2 separate regions of the Homo sapiens genome follow, and region 2 is linked to region 1. The links are chromatin loops, found by intact Hi-C in ENCODE. Cell type or tissue: PC-9. All regions are shown on one strand.

What was found. Peaks named below come from ENCODE experiments on the same cell type or tissue, not always from the same donor. Only the 100,000 strongest peaks of a DNase experiment are listed, where the experiment ranks them.
Region 2: it touches region 1 in a loop (7-fold over the local background); 9 of 110 quality-filtered maps call a loop at or near these places.

Annotation. Positions count from the first base shown.
Region 1 is chr3:187,315,075-187,323,074 of GRCh38, forward strand. No RefSeq gene overlaps it. Among named protein-coding and RNA genes, the nearest start is that of MASP1, 27 kb to the left of the region's middle. In PC-9, CTCF peaks have their summits at 3,934 (motif pointing right), 4,137, 4,804 and 5,006; a DNase peak (open chromatin) is centred at 4,847; H3K4me3 peaks cover 492 bases; H3K27me3 peaks cover 3,442 bases.
Region 2 is chr3:187,110,371-187,118,370 of GRCh38, forward strand. No RefSeq gene overlaps it. Among named protein-coding and RNA genes, the nearest start is that of RPL39L, 25 kb to the right of the region's middle. In PC-9, CTCF peaks have their summits at 3,012 (motif pointing right) and 3,211; no DNase peak of the experiment used is centred here.

The sequences.
Region 1 (8,000 bases):
AAGATGGTCTTTTTAAATAGTAGTGGGACAACTGGTTATCCAGATGCAAAAATAAATAAATACATACATACATAAATACATAAACTTAGAGTCTTACTTCACATGATACACAAAAAATTGATTAGTAAATGGATCACAGACAGAAATGCAACAGCGAAAAATAAGGAGTGACTGATTACACTTATACACACGAAGAATAGGATCGTCCTCACAGACATTATGCTGAGTGAAAGAAGCCCATCACAAAACCCTAAAGGTTTTATGATTCCATTTATAGGGAATTTCTAGAAAAGGCAAAAATAATAGAGACAGAAAGTAGATCAGAGATTCACTGAGGCTGTGGGACTGTATACAGGCAGGAGGGGACTTTGCTGTCAGAAAATGGAAGTGTTCTAGAACGGTGATGGTGCTTACACAGCGGGACAGATTTACTAAAACCCATCAAACAATACACTTACGAAGCATGGACTTCATGGTATATCAATCATAACTTAAATATGACGACTAATAAAATTAAACCTAAAGAATACAGATGATAAATTATTTGTTCATTTTTTAAAATGTAGGTTCTCTGGGTATGACGAGTTAGTTCCAAACCACCTCTTATGACTTTATTCATCTCTCTTCATAACATCCACAGCATCATTACACATAGCTATTGCTTATTAATGACTATTCACTTGAAAATATTAAAAAGAATAGATACATACTGATTGAATTTATTTTGAAAACTGAATTGTTTTAAGAAAATGAGTTTTATAAGTCTAAGCAGATCTTTCTACATTTTTATATCCAATACCAACAAATGCCTCTAGTAAATCATAATTAGCCACAGATTCAAGCACATAAGTTTGTCATACCCACTACAGGCCCAATCTAATTGTTCTGAATGCTTGCGAAGCACAAGGAAAAAAGTTCTATCTCTCTGTAGGTGTTTAGGATGGGAACCAGTCACCTCCAAACCAGTTAATGACTAGTTTCCTACGCAGTTCAGTGGTTTCAAATCTAACTGATCATCAGAATGATTCATTGACCTCATCCCCTGCCCAGACTTAATCAATTGGAATTTCTGTGGGGACACTTCTTAAAAAGTTTTTCCAGGCCGGGCATGGTGGCTCATGCCTGTAATCCCAGAACTTTGGGAGGGCGAGGCAGGCAAATCATTTGAGGTCAGGAGTTCGAGACCAGCCTGGCCAACATGGTGAAACCCCCATCTCTACTAAAAATACAAACATTAGCCGGGCATGGTGGCGCACACCTGTAATCCCAGCTACTCAGGACGTTGAGGCAAGAGAATCGCTTGAACCTTGGAGACGGAGGTTGAAGTGAGCTGAGATAGCACCACTGCACTCCAGGTTGGGTGACAAAGCGAGACTCTATTTAAAAAAAAAAAATTCCCAGGTTGTCAGGGAGGTTTATGAGCCTCATTTGTAGCCACATCCTTTGGTATAGTCAGTTTTGAGATAGATCACAGAGAACTGGTTTCCAATTATAGCTTAAATAGCAAGGTTTGCAAATAAAGGACATTAAAATATTATAAAGAACAGTATAGATTAAGTTGCCTCAACAATCACACCACCCACTATTCCTTGCCTTTGCATCTTTAGAAAGAATTGGTATAATAGTTGTTAGGCTAGAATTCTGCAAACCCCTGAGAACCCACATTGATAACCTCAAATTCTTGGCTTTTCAAAGCCTCCTAAGCCTTTTTAGTCAAATGGAGATACCATCAATTAATTTTTTATGTTATCATTTGCCATTACATCAAGTCACCCTCCTGTATTTGCACAAGCTAATTTAAAAATCAACTGCAGAATTTCCACTTACACTACAGAAGCCAGTTTGTAGCTCTTCACTCTAGATTGTAAATATCTTTTTGAATCTTCAGTTGTTTAATGAACTCATCAATTCTCCCAGATTAATAGTATCTCAAATTTTACCAAATGAGCTTTTGTATTCAGGACATTTATTTTCATTGCCTTTGCCTTTAATCAACCTGCAAATCTATTTTCCCTCACACTCTCCCCTTGCTTCTAGCCACCTGCCTCAAGAGGGAAGGGGCCTTCCTCCTTGGTCCTCAGGAACCTCCCCTCTCCAGCGATGCCTGCTCTGTCTTGTATCCACTGCTTGTGACTCTCAGCCTGCTCGTCTTCCACAGCTTAGACTGATATTCAAATCTTTCCCATCTGTAAAACAAAATCTTTCTGTGGCACAAAATTTCCCTTCCCATTCAGCCTTCATCCTCTTTCTCGTTTTCTTTCCCAGTCAAGCTTCTGGAGAGAGGAATATTTCCTGAGTTCTCTTTATTTCTCTTCTCCAATTAGCTCCTCTTCTCTATTGTCTGATTCTGCCCTCGTTTTTCCAATAAAACTGCTGCCAGGTGGAGCCATTAGGGACCCTCCGAGTGGCCACATCCAATCCACAGAGTAGGTATGAACCCGTTTTTTGTTCACACCTACTTTAACTTTCCTGCTGAGTATGTTTTTGTGAAGGATTGTCTCCCTCTTAAGACAATCTTCCTTTAGTTTTTCACACATTGTCTGTTCTCCTTTCTCCTTCCTACACCCCGGACTGCCCCCCTTCAGCTGAAATCTCAAGGCACTCTTTCCCTTTCATCCCTTGCAAATTGCCTCTGTCTTTGACTGCCTCCTCCTCTCATTCTCCTCCAGTGACTCTTCAAGTGTGGCTCTGGAATCATTTGTGTCAGAAACACCCAAGGAGCTTTCTGCTTACTAAAGGTGTGACTGGAGTTCTAGTCCAGACCGACTGTATGGAGTCTCTGGAGGTGGGTAGGAACAGGCATTATAAGCTGTCTCTCCTGGAGATTCTGACACTTTCCCTGGACCACACTTCCCCGCCCCCACTCCACACCCACCCTGACAGGGTCTTGCTCTGTCACCCAGGCAAGAGTGCAGTGGTATGATCACGATTCAGTGCAGCTTTCATGTTCTGAGCTCAAGAGATCCTCCCAACTCAGCCTCCCAAGTACCTGAGACTACAGGTGTGCACCACCACACTTGGCTAATTTCTAAATATTTTGTAGAGATGAGGCTTTGCTATTTAGCCCAGGCTGTGGGTCATACTTTTTCTGTGTGTGTGTGTGTGTGTGTGTGTGTGTGTGTGTGTGGGACAGGATCTCACTCTGTTGTTCAGGTTGGAGTGCAGTGCCGGGATCTCAGCTCACTGCAACTTCTGCCTCCCGGGTTCAAAAGATTCTCGTATCTCAGCCTGCTGGGTAGGTGGGATTACAGACATGCACCATTTTTGTATTTTTAGTAGAGACAGGGTTTCATAATGTTGCCGAGGCTGGTCTCAAACTCATGGCCTCAAGTGATCCACCGTCCTTGGCTTCCCAAAGTGTTGGGATTACAGGCACGAGCCACAGTGTCCGGCCTGTGGGCCTACTTTTTAATGCTTCCCAGTTCATCCTCCCCACTGCTGCCTTGACCCCATCCCATTGCTCTCCTCCTTAAAATCCTTCATGGGGCTCTCCTCCTTACAAACAGACGCTAAGCTCCATATCCTGGCATAAAGGACCTTTGGTGATTTGGCCCCTGTGCAGCTCTTGGGTCGCCCCCAACTCTCAAATCTGCTCTGTGCCCCGGAGATATCCTTAACACACCTGCTTGCTCCCACCCTGAGCCTGGCAGTTCCTGCTCTCCACCATGTTTCACTTGCACCCACCTTCAAATCTCAGAGTGGGAAACAGCTCCCGAACAAGAGGAAAGGCCTAAGCCCCAGTGTTGGCTCTGCCATTGATAAGTCACATGACATATTGATTATACAATCCTTGAGCCCCAACTCATATGTAAGCAAAGAGAGGACTTTAAACTGATTTCAGTTTTGGAATACTTAAAAAAAATCAGAAATACAAACTTCGTACAAATGTGTTGTGAAAGGTGCAGTAACAAGTCGTAGCCACCAGAGAGCACTAGAGGATCTCATTCAGCACAAGCGCGGGGCTTTGTCTCCATGACTTAGACTTCATTCTGGGGGTGGTCTACTCGAATTTGGGGCTGATGGGTGCCATCAGCTCCATGCCTAACCTTTATGTAAGAATATTATGAGACAGAGGAGCAGAATCTGTCACTTAAAAACTTCACTTTGGGGGAGGCAATGAAACTAGTCGTTAGTTGTCTTTAAATGCACAAATTTCAAAAGCAGCCCTTTCCGTGCTGGCTGGTGCATTTTGAAGGCTGTCCCAGTACTCCCACCCTACAGCTCATTTTTGGACCTCATATGCCGGACACATGGAGGGAGTTGTTTTGTTCGGGTTCTAGTGGAACCATCTGTACATTCCTCACTCTCTGTGGGGAGCAGGAATTGATCACAGGAAATGACCTCAGCTGCCTTGGGAAAGACGGACTTCCCATCCCTGCGGCTTTGAGCAAATCTGCTTAGTTGAGGGGCTGAGGAGGTAATTCTAGACCCTCCTGTGGCTGGGTTTGAATCTGAGACGCCTCTGAGGATCTGATGAAAGTCATGGACAATCCCCTCCAGAATACTCATAATATGCAGATTATTTCAGCAGCTTCGCAGACCTTTTATCTAGGAACCCAGGCTATGGACTATTTAGGGTTCCTCTCAGCTTTAAGAACCCAATGTCTTATAGTTGTACTTCATAACGAGCTATGCACATTAGCAGCTTTCTAATTTGTAGTAAGACTAAACTCTTGGTTATTTCCTCTGGAGAAGTGGGGGTGATGCATCCCACTGTTTAGGAATACCTCAATAGTGGATCATCCATCAGATCTGGGCTTTCCTATGAGCACTTCAGCCCCTTAGAGAGGGTGCATTCTGAAACTCTCCTGCAGGGGAGGCTAAAGAGCCACACATATCCCCAATGAGTCCCTGCTCGCTGGGGATGTGTCCTGGCCACGCAGGGAGGAAGTGAAGCTTCTTGCCATGTCGGTGTCCACATCTCAGTCCTGAGCTTTCTTTGTAAATCTTTCTGTGTTCTGGGAAGCTCCAGGGACTCTGCCTGCTTTTCTCTGCGCTGTACAGCTCCTCCATATGCTCCTACCTTTGGAGTTCTTTGCATCCTGAAGCTTGTGACCTAGAAGCTTCATAAGACAAAATAGCTAGCAATGACCTTGGGATTAAGATGCTCAGTCTTGTCTTGACTCTGCCGTTTATTAACTGTGGGACTCTCGGCCTCAATTATAAAATAGGAATAATAACTCCTATTTCTTATCTTATTGGGTTCTTTTATTTTTATTTAACAAATATGCACGGAGCGCCTGTTACGTGCCACTCCCCGTCCTTAGCACAGTTGATAGCAATGAATGGGACAGACATGATTCTCTGTCTTGATGAAGCCGACAGTCCAGGGTAGTTTGAGAATCAAATCAGCAAGTATCTGAACACCTTCTGTTAACTACGGAGTGCTCTACTCACACACTCTTCCTACTGCTTTTGCTTGATAACAACAACCTTGATCTAGAGAGCAGTGAATCATTTGAAAATTCGTAACACAGCTCCCTTCTGAGCATATAGCAGTGCCCTTGTGACATGGTGGGTGCAAACTCTCCTGGGGGTCACAGGGTAGAGCCCCTGACTCTCTCCCAGCCTTGACTGAACTCATAGGGTCTCCTGGGCTCTAGCAACAGCCATGTTTTCACCTCGTATGCGTTTTTTCCCCACAGTGCCCTGAGCCTTCCAGGAAAATTGATTCACCCAAACAAGCAGGTCAAGATTTCCATTTGATCTTATTGCTTCATGTGGTCCTAAATTCCCATAGCCATAGTTGCATATAGAAAGTAAATTAATATTAGTAATGGGGAGCTGGGAGGCCCTCAACTCCCATTTCTCATCTTATCCCCTTTTCCTCTCCAGGTCCACTGGCTGGGTCAGGCTCTGTGTCTGGGCAAGGAGCCATCAGTGGATGGGCTACAGATGAGCAGCAGTGGCCCAGTGGTTCTAACTGCTCAGAGGACTTCAGGCAAGAAAATGGGGCTCTTTCTTATCCCAAGGGCTCAGAAATATAAAATGTTGTCTCTAGCCTCTTCCCAATACTCCTCTCAGTTACAGAAATACCTGCTCCTCTTACCAGGTGGCTTTAAATGGACATCGAGGCATTCAGGCAAGACTTGCACGTTGAGGGGCTATGTTCACTCGGGAGAGGCTCTGTGTGTGTGAAGGTCACTAATATCTGCATTTTTATTGAAGAACATGTCAGACTTGAGCTATTTCTGTTCCATGAAAATTATTCAGAAAACTAATTTTTCTGGACAGAGTGAAAAAGGCAGGGACGGGAGGAATTAATGATTAGGGATTTTGAATTCCTCTCTCTTGCTTCTGAGAAAATTGAAAAATACATGTCAGTTCTGCATTAAAGAAGACATGCGGCTCACGCCTGTAATCCTAGCACTCTGGGAGGCTGAGGCGGTGGATCACCTGAGGTCAGGAGTTCGAGACCAGCCTGGGCAACATGGTGAAACCCTGTCTCTATTAAAAAAAAAAAAATTAGCTGGGTGTGGTGGTGCACACCTGTGATCCCAGCTACTCAGGAGGCTGAGGCAGGAGAATCGCTTGAACCCAGGAGGCGGAGGTTGCGGTTAGCTGAGATCGTGCCACTGCACTCCAGCCTGGGCAACAGAGCAAGATTCTGTCAAAAAAATAAAATAAAATAAACTAAAATAAAAAAGACGTGAAATATTCATGTACAAAAAAAATGTAAGGCAACCGCACGCACACATTCTCTGAACATCAGCAGTGTCCTAGGGGTGGGGTGAGGTGCTCTGAGGGCTCCCTCTAACCCAGCTGAGAGCAACTCTGCCCTTCCAGATGCTCAGCTCCAAAGCTGTGCTGGTGTTTCTGACCTCTCTTTTTCTCTCATGCCACACATCACACATCCGGCCAGCCAGGAAGTCCTACTGACTCCCTTTTTCAAGACATATCTAGTACCCACCCACCTGTCACATCTTCTACTGTCACTGCTGTGATCTGAGCTGTGATCACTTCTCTCCAGGATGATTGCAGTAGCCTCCTAGCTGGTTTCCCTACTTCTACCCTACACTCTGTTTTAAAAGCCACAGCCAGAGTCATCCTGTAAAGCAGAAGTCACATGGGTTTATTAAGTCAGTCCCCTTGTAAGCCCTTCTATTAAAAACAATTTTTAAATGATTTGTATTTTCTACTGATCACTGGAATATCCTGACAGACTGTGCAGAGCCTGCTTATTCTTTGTTTAGTAGCATTAACCATTACCAGCTCTTTGGCTAGAGTTTACTTCTTTTATTTATTCTTAAAGACAGAAAATTTCTGGAAATGAGATAACAGCAGAAATAGGTTGAGGTTTCTTCGAAGTTGTTAATTTTTACTTCCTGCTAGCTAAATTGGGCCTGTGGTTCTCCTGAGAAACCCAGAGCGGTGATTTTAGCAGAGCTCTGCCAGGGTTAGGTCCAAGGGATCCATTCAAGGCTGGCATAACATATCGATTGGGGAAAAATCAAAGAGCCCATGCAAAGTCTACCGGAAATAAATGAGTCTTGGATGAGCTTCATTAATCCGCAAACATTCCCTGCGTTTTCCTCCTCGCCCATGGTCTTTTCCTTCAAGGGGTTCTTTGCCAACCAAGTTCCTAGATCTTTATAATGCAAATGTGATCTGAACAATGGGCAGTAATATTGATGATAGCAAATAATTATTAAGCACCCTTTTGGTGCCAGGCACTATTCTAAAAATTTTATATCCATTCATTTATTCACTCATCCAACAAATCTGTTTTGAGTATGTGAATACAAAAGTATCTGAGATGGGTCTCTATCAATGTAGAAAGTTTATTTTGCCAAGGTTCAGGATACATCTGTGACACAGCCTCAGGAGGTCCTAATGACATGTGCCCAGTGGTGGCTGGGGCACAGCTTGGTTTTATGCATTTTAGGGAGACATGAGACATGTAAGATATACATTGGTTCTGTCCAGAAAGGCGGGACTACTCAAAATGGGGGTTTCTAGGTCATAGGTAGATAAGAGACAAAAGCTTGCATTCTTTTGGG
Region 2 (8,000 bases), 200 kb before region 1:
CCAGGCACCTCCTGCTCTCAGCTGGGGCAGGCAGCCCTAGTGCCTGGGAGAAGATCTCTGAAGGTCACAGATGTTGACTGCTGCTGCAGATCATGTAGAAGCTAGAGGATGGAGGCACAGAACTGGGAAGAGGGATCTCAGGGGATCTGGCCAGGGCACTCTTATGCCTACTCCAAAGTGATACAGGAAGAAACGTGCTGAGTTTAGGGAATCAAGCAATCCTGTGTGAGATGGAGTGGTCAAAGAAGGCTTCCTGGAGGTCAGACTTGAGGTAGATTAATCTAGAGTCAGTGGACGTTGACTCCAATTATTACCAACGGCATCGCAGTTAACGTTTAGTGGGGTTGTCAATAGTGGCTAGAACATAAAAGGGTGTGAGGAACAGGATTTGATCACCACAGTACTTGCTGTTGAGATTCTTTGACACTTTCCTTAGCACGCTTCCTAGGCTGGAGAAAAAATATAGAACAAAAACACAAACATCCTAACTATCTACCCTTTCTCACTAATCTCTCCTGCATATTTGTTTCAAGTCCTCCTCTAAGAAATGTCTTCTGGAGGGGTGAGTGCTGACCATCATTACCTAATTTCCCTGCTCCCCATCCCATTCCCCACTCTTTCCTTCCCATCCCTTCCTCTCTTCTATGTATTGGGTGCTGGTCACCAGTAAGGGCTCTGAAGACACCGCATCCTCTCTCAGGATGTGTTTGCTTTAATTGAACAAGCATTTATGACTTCCCTGCCTCCTCTGAGGGCTTAGCATTTGCTGCAAGTTCCAAATCACTCTTACCTAATACTATGAAAGAGAATTTGATGAGCTGCCCAAAGAAGTATAATAGATTATGAATATGAGTGCTCAGAGACCAGTTTTGTTCAAGCAAACAGGGAAGACATTCAGGAGAATACGGGACCTGATTTGAGTCTTAGAATATAAGATGTAGAGACGGTGTAGGGGAATTGGCCTACAAAGGAGCTGTAGTGTGCGTGAGTGGAGACGCAGATGGTCCCCGATTTACTATGGTTCAACTTCAGAGGTTTTGACGTTAGGATGGTGCAAAAGTTATAAGCATTCAGTATGCTTCTCAATTTACAATGGGGCTACATCAGGATAAACCAATTATAAGTTGAAAATATCAGTTTGTTCAGACTTAATCCCACCTTAAGTCAAGGAGTGCCTGTATTTGATATGGAAGTCAGGAGAATGCTACATTAATACTTCTTCTGCATGATCCTCAGACCATCACCTGAGTATCACAATGAAAGCACCCATTCTCCATTTCTTCTCTCCCATTCACCTATACATTCCTGTTCCCAGAGGGAACCACTTTCAAATCTTCGCCATTTATTATAGTATTCACTTTCATTTTCCTAAAGGATATGATTATACTGCCATGTTTTTGTTTTTTGACTTTAAATATTATTTACTACAATAGATGATAAAGATTTAGCCATCTTACAATTCACACCTCATCCACACACAATTCTTCTATACCCCACTCCTAATGTAGTTATAATAGCATCATATTTGGTTAAGTCAATATTCAAAGATTATATGTTTTGACTATGTAAATGTTATTTACAGCTGAGTTATGTATGGGTTTCATGGTTACATTTTCTTTCCCCGCCCCCTGCATTTTTTTTTTTTTTTTGAGAGAGAGTTTCCCTCTTGTTGCCCAGGCTGGAGTGCAATGACGTGATCTCAGCTCAACACAACCTCCGCCTCTGTGGTTCAAGCGATTCTCCTGCCTCAGCCTCCCGAGTAGCTGGGATTACAGGCATGTGCCACCATGCCCAGCTAATTTTGTATTTTTAGTAGAGACAGGGTTTCTCCATGTTGGTCAGGCTGGTTTCGAACTCCTGACCTCAGATGATCCACCTGCCTCAGCCTCCCAAAGTGCTAGGATTACAGGTGTGAGCTATTGCACCTGGCCTCTTTCCTTTTCTTTAACCACCCCCCTACCCTGGAGTTAATGATTACATTTTTTTGTTTGCTTAGTATTCTTTTGTAATATCACCAGTTTATCCCCAAATTCTGACACAGCTGTCAAACTTTTGTTGGTACAATTATTTATAAATATTAAATATTCTATAAGCTTCTTTTTAATCCTTCCTTCCTTTCTCTTTCTCTTTTCTCTTCTCTTTTCTTCTTCCTTCCTTCCTTCCTTCCTTCCTTCCTTCCTTCCTCTCTCTCTCTCTCTTTCTTTCGAGACAGAATCTCACTCTGTCGCACAGGCTGGAGTGCAGTGGCATGGTCTTGGCTCACTGTAACCTCTGCCTCCCTACCTCAAGCAATTCTCCCACCTCCGCCTCCTAAGTCGCTGGGACTACAGGTGTGTGCCACCACACCTGGCTAATTTTTGTATTTTCAGTAGAGACAGGGTTTTGTCACATTGGCCGGGCTGGTCTTGAACTCCTGACCTCAAGCGATCCGCCCGCTTTGGCCTCCCAAAGTGCTGGGATTACAGGCATGAGCCACCACGCCTGGCCTATAAGCTTCATTTTGGAGGGGAGTCTCTGGGGGCGCTGTCTCTCCTGAACTGGTGATCTCTAACCCTACATTAAACAAGTGTTCTCCTAGAACTTCATTTCATCATCATCTTAGGAATTTCCTTTGCTCCTCTGTGAATCTTGTTCCTTTTTCCCTCACACTGCTTCTTTCTTAGTTTACATCTCCTTGCTTTTGTGGGACATACCAGAACGTGGTTTTTAGAGAGAGAGGGCACATGGGAGGAGGCAGCAGGGTGAAGGTGGGAATGGATGGCTCAGAGGAAACATGCCATATAAGGAAATGTGAAGTTATCACCTGACAGTAATGCAAGGACACCGTGTTGTGTGCTCTTGGAGGTTCTTCCTTCAGAGACAATAAATTTCAACTATACTGGATTTGAAAGGTAAAGCCTTTAAGATAGAGCTTTATATTTTTTGGTGTGCATAACAGGCTTGGATATCTCCTGGAAGACACACTATTCCTCCCCCAAGTACCAAAACACAATCATTAAAGAAGCTGTACTTCACCACATTGACAGAAGAGGGCACCATTAAATGAAGAATCTTGTAAATTAGCCCACATCCACAAAAAGAATTACAAAAAATGGAATAAATCTATGCAAAGCTTCTTAAAGAAAGAGACTCAACACACCTCAAGTGATAAAAATTTTCCACCACTCCAAGGGAGGTAAATACAAAAATGACCATGAAGCAGAGGAAAACTGCAATGCTACACTCCAGACTCAAATAACCTCAAACAAGTATAGACATGTGAAAAGCTATACATATATATACATATATGTGTATATATGTATATATATGTATATATGTGTGTATATATGTATATATTTGAACCTCCCAGGTTCAAACATAAATTTTAGAACTATATTTATTTTTTGAACCTCCCAGGTTCAAGAGATTCTCCTGCCTTAGCCTCCCAAGTAGCTGGGATTACAGGTGGGCGCCATCACACCCAGGGAATTTTTGTATTTTTAGTAGAGACGGGGTTTCACCATGTTGTCCAGACTGGTCTCAAACTCCTAACCTCAAGTGATCCACCTGTCTTGGCCTCCCAGAGTGCTGGGATTACAGGCATGAGCCACTGCGCCTGGCCTGAAAAACTATCTTTAATCAGAAATTAAAATATAAATGGATTTAGAAAAAAATGGGAAGTAATGAACAGTGTGTTGATTGAACTCAGAAAGAAAATAAAAGAAAAAGAAAAATAATCTTAGGATTGAAACATAAATTTTAAGAGGGTACTTATATTGGTTTCCTAGGGCTATCTTAACAGATTACTATAAACTGAGAGCTTGAAACAATAGGAATTTATTTTCCCACAGTTCTGGAGGCCAGAGGTCTCAAATCAAGGGGCTGGCAGGGCTTGTTTCTTCCCGAGGCTCTGAGGGAAGGGTCTGCTCTATCTCTCCTTCATAGCTTCTGGGGGCTGCCAGCAATCCTTGTTGTTCTTTGGTTTATAGATGCGTCACTCTAATCTCCACCTTCCTTCCCACATTACCATCGTTTCTATGTGTCTTCTCTCCTTCTATTCTAAGGATACTTGGAATTGGAATTAGGGCTCAACCAGAAAACCTAGGATGATTTTATCTTGAGATACTTAATTACACCTGCAAAGACCCTTTTTCCAAATAAGATCATATTCCCAGGTTCTGAGTAGACATTTTTGGGGTGTGGGGGTGGGCGTGGTCATCATCACCTCGCTATAGCACCCAAAGGAGAATGTACTCAGATGGAAATTTAATATGGGCACTGAACAAAGGCAAACAAGCAAGAAAATGAAATGAAATAAAGAAGTGAAATGGGTCAGGAAGAAAGTGATTGACAGGGAAGACAGTCCAAAGCAACACTGGTATAACTGGAGTACATGAAGAAGAAATAGCAAACAATGTAACTATCATTTAAAACTATAATTGAACTGTTGAACTGGGTGACAGGGTGAGACCCTGTCCCTAAAAAAACAAAAACAGAACTGTAATAGAAGAAGAAAGCTTTCCAGGAGTAAATACAGGTTTAACTTTAAAAATGCCCAAACTATTCCCTATTTTTTATTCCCACCAGCAATGTATGAGAATTTCAGTTGCTTTGCATCCTTGACAGCACTTGCTATTGTCAACTGTATTCTTTTGCTTTTTTTTTTGTTTATTCATTCTTATAGGTCAATAGTGGTATTTTACTGTAGCTTTATTTTGTATATCCTAAAAATGATGTTAATTGCATATCACTATGAACCTCTTTTAATGTGCTTATTTGCCAACTACATATCATCTATGATGAAGCGTCTGTTCAAATTCTTTGCCTGTTTTATAAATTGTTGTTTCCTTATTATTGAACTTTGATAGTTCTTTTTATAATCTGGATATAAGGCTCTTATTTGATATATGTAGTATACAGAGATATCTAGAGAGAGCAAATATTCTGCTTCTGATGTTACTTTTCATTCTCTTAATGTCTTAAAGAGAAATGATTTTAAATTTAATAAAGTCCAACTTATCAAGTTTTTAATTTTATGAATTGTGTTTTTGTTGTCATATTTAAGACACCTCTGCCTCACCCAAACTTAAGAATATTTCTTTTATGCTGTCTTCTAGAAGCTTTATACCATTAGATTTTACATTTAGGTCTATGATCCCATTAGAGTTTATTTTTGTATATGGTACAAGATATGGATCAAGGTGGGTTTTTTTTTTAACATGTAGATGTGCATAATTTGTTGTAAAGACTATCCTTTGTCCACTGAATTGCCTTTGCACCTTTGTCAAAAGTTCATTGATCCTCTATGCATCGATCTATTTTTTAAATTTCCTGTCTTGTTTCTTCATTCTACTTGTCTATCTTACTTCACCAAGCCTACATTAGCTCAATTACTATAGCTTTACCATAAGTGTTAAAATCAGTTAGGGCCCAGTGTGGTGGCTCATGTCTGTAATTCTAGCATTTTGGGAGGCCAAGGCAGAAGGATCACTTGAGCCCAGGAGTTTGAGATCCACCTGGGCAACATAGGGAGACCTCATCTCTACAAAAAATTTTAAAAATTAAAAAAACTAAAATCAGTTAGTATGAACCCTCCAAATTTGTTGCTTTTTTCAAAATTATTTCGGGTATTCTACATTCTTTGCATTTCCACATAAATTTTAGAATCAACTTATTTCTACAGGAAAGCCTATTATGTTTCTGATTGGAATTGTGTTAAATCTATAGGTCAATTTGAAGAAAAATGACATTTTACCACTACTGAGTTCTCCAATCTATGAATACAGTATATCTCTCCATTTATTTAAGGCTTTGCTTTCTTTCAGCAGTGTTTTGCAGTTTTCAGCATACAATCCTTTGCATATTTTTGTTAGATTTATTCTTAAGTATTTTGTTTTTTGATGTATTGTAAATGGTACTATGGTAGTATTTTAAAATTTTTAATTTCCAATCATTTATTTTTATAATACTGAAATTCAATTGTGTTTTGAATATTAGCCATATATATTGTGACTTGCTAACCTCACCTGTTGGTTCTAGGATCTATTTTATAGAATATTTGGGGTTTTTATATCTAGACAATAATTTCATTAATGCATAGAAACAAATACTGGAAGAAAAGGTGAGGCAAATTCATTTAAAAAATGGGTATAGAGAAAGGATTTCTAATTATGACTCAGAATCTCGATATAGTAAAAACAATTTGATAAATTTTGTTGCATAAAAAACCTTTTGTGTGGGAAAATACCATAAACAAAGTAAAAATACAACGGAGAAATTTGAAGAAAAAATTTGCAACATACATCAGAAAGGGCTAATATCCCTAATATATAAAGAACTCTTAAAAATGGAGAGGAAAAAGTCCAAAAATATGACATGAAAATGGGCTTAAAACATGAACAGACCACACACACACAAACACGATATAAAAATGGCCCTTACACATATGAAAAGGTGTTCAACCTCACTCAAACAAATGAATGCAAATTAAGACTATACTGAGATACCGTTTCTCACCTACCAGATGGGGAAAATTAGATAGTGTGATGCCATTCTGATGAAAGGCTGTGAGAAGAGAAGACAGCTGTGAGGGGTTTTCAGCACTCGGCTCTCCAGTTCATCCTTCTACATGAGTTTCAGTGATGATCAAGGAAGATACGTGAGGAGAAGAGAGTGCCTGTGCTGTTTGGTGCAGACTTAGAAAGGATGTTGGGAACAAAGCACTGGGGTGTTCTGGAGATGTTATCTGAGTTCCAAAGAGTGGATTTAATACATTTTTTAAAAATTTTCTAATTCCACAGGTTATTGGGGAACAGGTGGTGTTTGGTTACATAAGTTAAGTTCTTTAGTGGTAATTTGTGAGATTTTCGGTTCACCCATCACCCAAGCAGTATACACTGCACCCAGTTTGTAGTCTTTTATTCCTCACTCCCTTCCCACCCTTTCCCCCTGAGTCCCAAAGTCCATTGTGTCATTCTTATGCCTTTGCATCCTCATACTTAGCTCCCACTTATGAGTGAGAACATACAATATTTGATTTTCCATTCCTGAGTTACTTCACTTAGAATAATAGTCTCCAATCTCATCCAGGTTTCTGCGAATGCCATTAATTAATTCCTTTTTATGGCTGAGTAGTATTCCATCATCCATCTATCATCTATCTATCTATCTATCTATCTATCTATCTATCTATCTATCTATCTATAAAAAACAGTTTCTTCATCCACTCATTGATTGATGGGCATTTGGGTTGGTTCCACATTTTTGCAATTACGAAATGTGCTGCTATAAACATGTGTGTGCAGGTATCTTTTTCGTATAATGACTTTTTTTCCTCTGGGTAGATACCCCGTAGTGGGATTGCTGGATCAAATGTAGACCTATACTGAACATACCCATTTACATCATCCTACAATTTCAAGTATATTTTCTCATATGATATGTGGCAAACAAAAGACATCTGTATCTTTTGATATGTGCTCTCTGTTAAGGTTGGTGCTGGTGCTTGAGAGTGACCTAAATTTTATGGGTCCCATCAAATGGAGGAAAAATTCTCTATAATTGACCTCAGATTTCATTAGGTGACAGATGGCCTATGCTCAGAACATAATCTATTAGAATCAGAAAACTACCTATTGTCTTGGATATTTATGGCAAATTATTAAAATGTTTTCAATCATCAATGCTAGCGTGTAGTCACAGCCCTTGGTGCAGCCTAAAGACAGATGAGCCCAAACCCCCACTCAGAAACAGACCATACCAAGGTAGAGAGGTTCAGCCAACCCACCCAGCTCAACTCAGCTCAGAGTCAGACCTCTGACACTCTAAAGTAGCATTTTATGAAAACCTTGTTTTATTGCCTCAGTTTATGAAGCTGTTTTCAATCTCATTCAAGCCTTGTAACTCAGTGAGGAAGTCGGCTGTCTGATATATCCAGGTGAAATACAATAATTAAGGCCCAGAGAGGTTCTCTACCAGTTGTCCAACATCATAAAACTGATGGGAAGAGCCATAACTTCAAG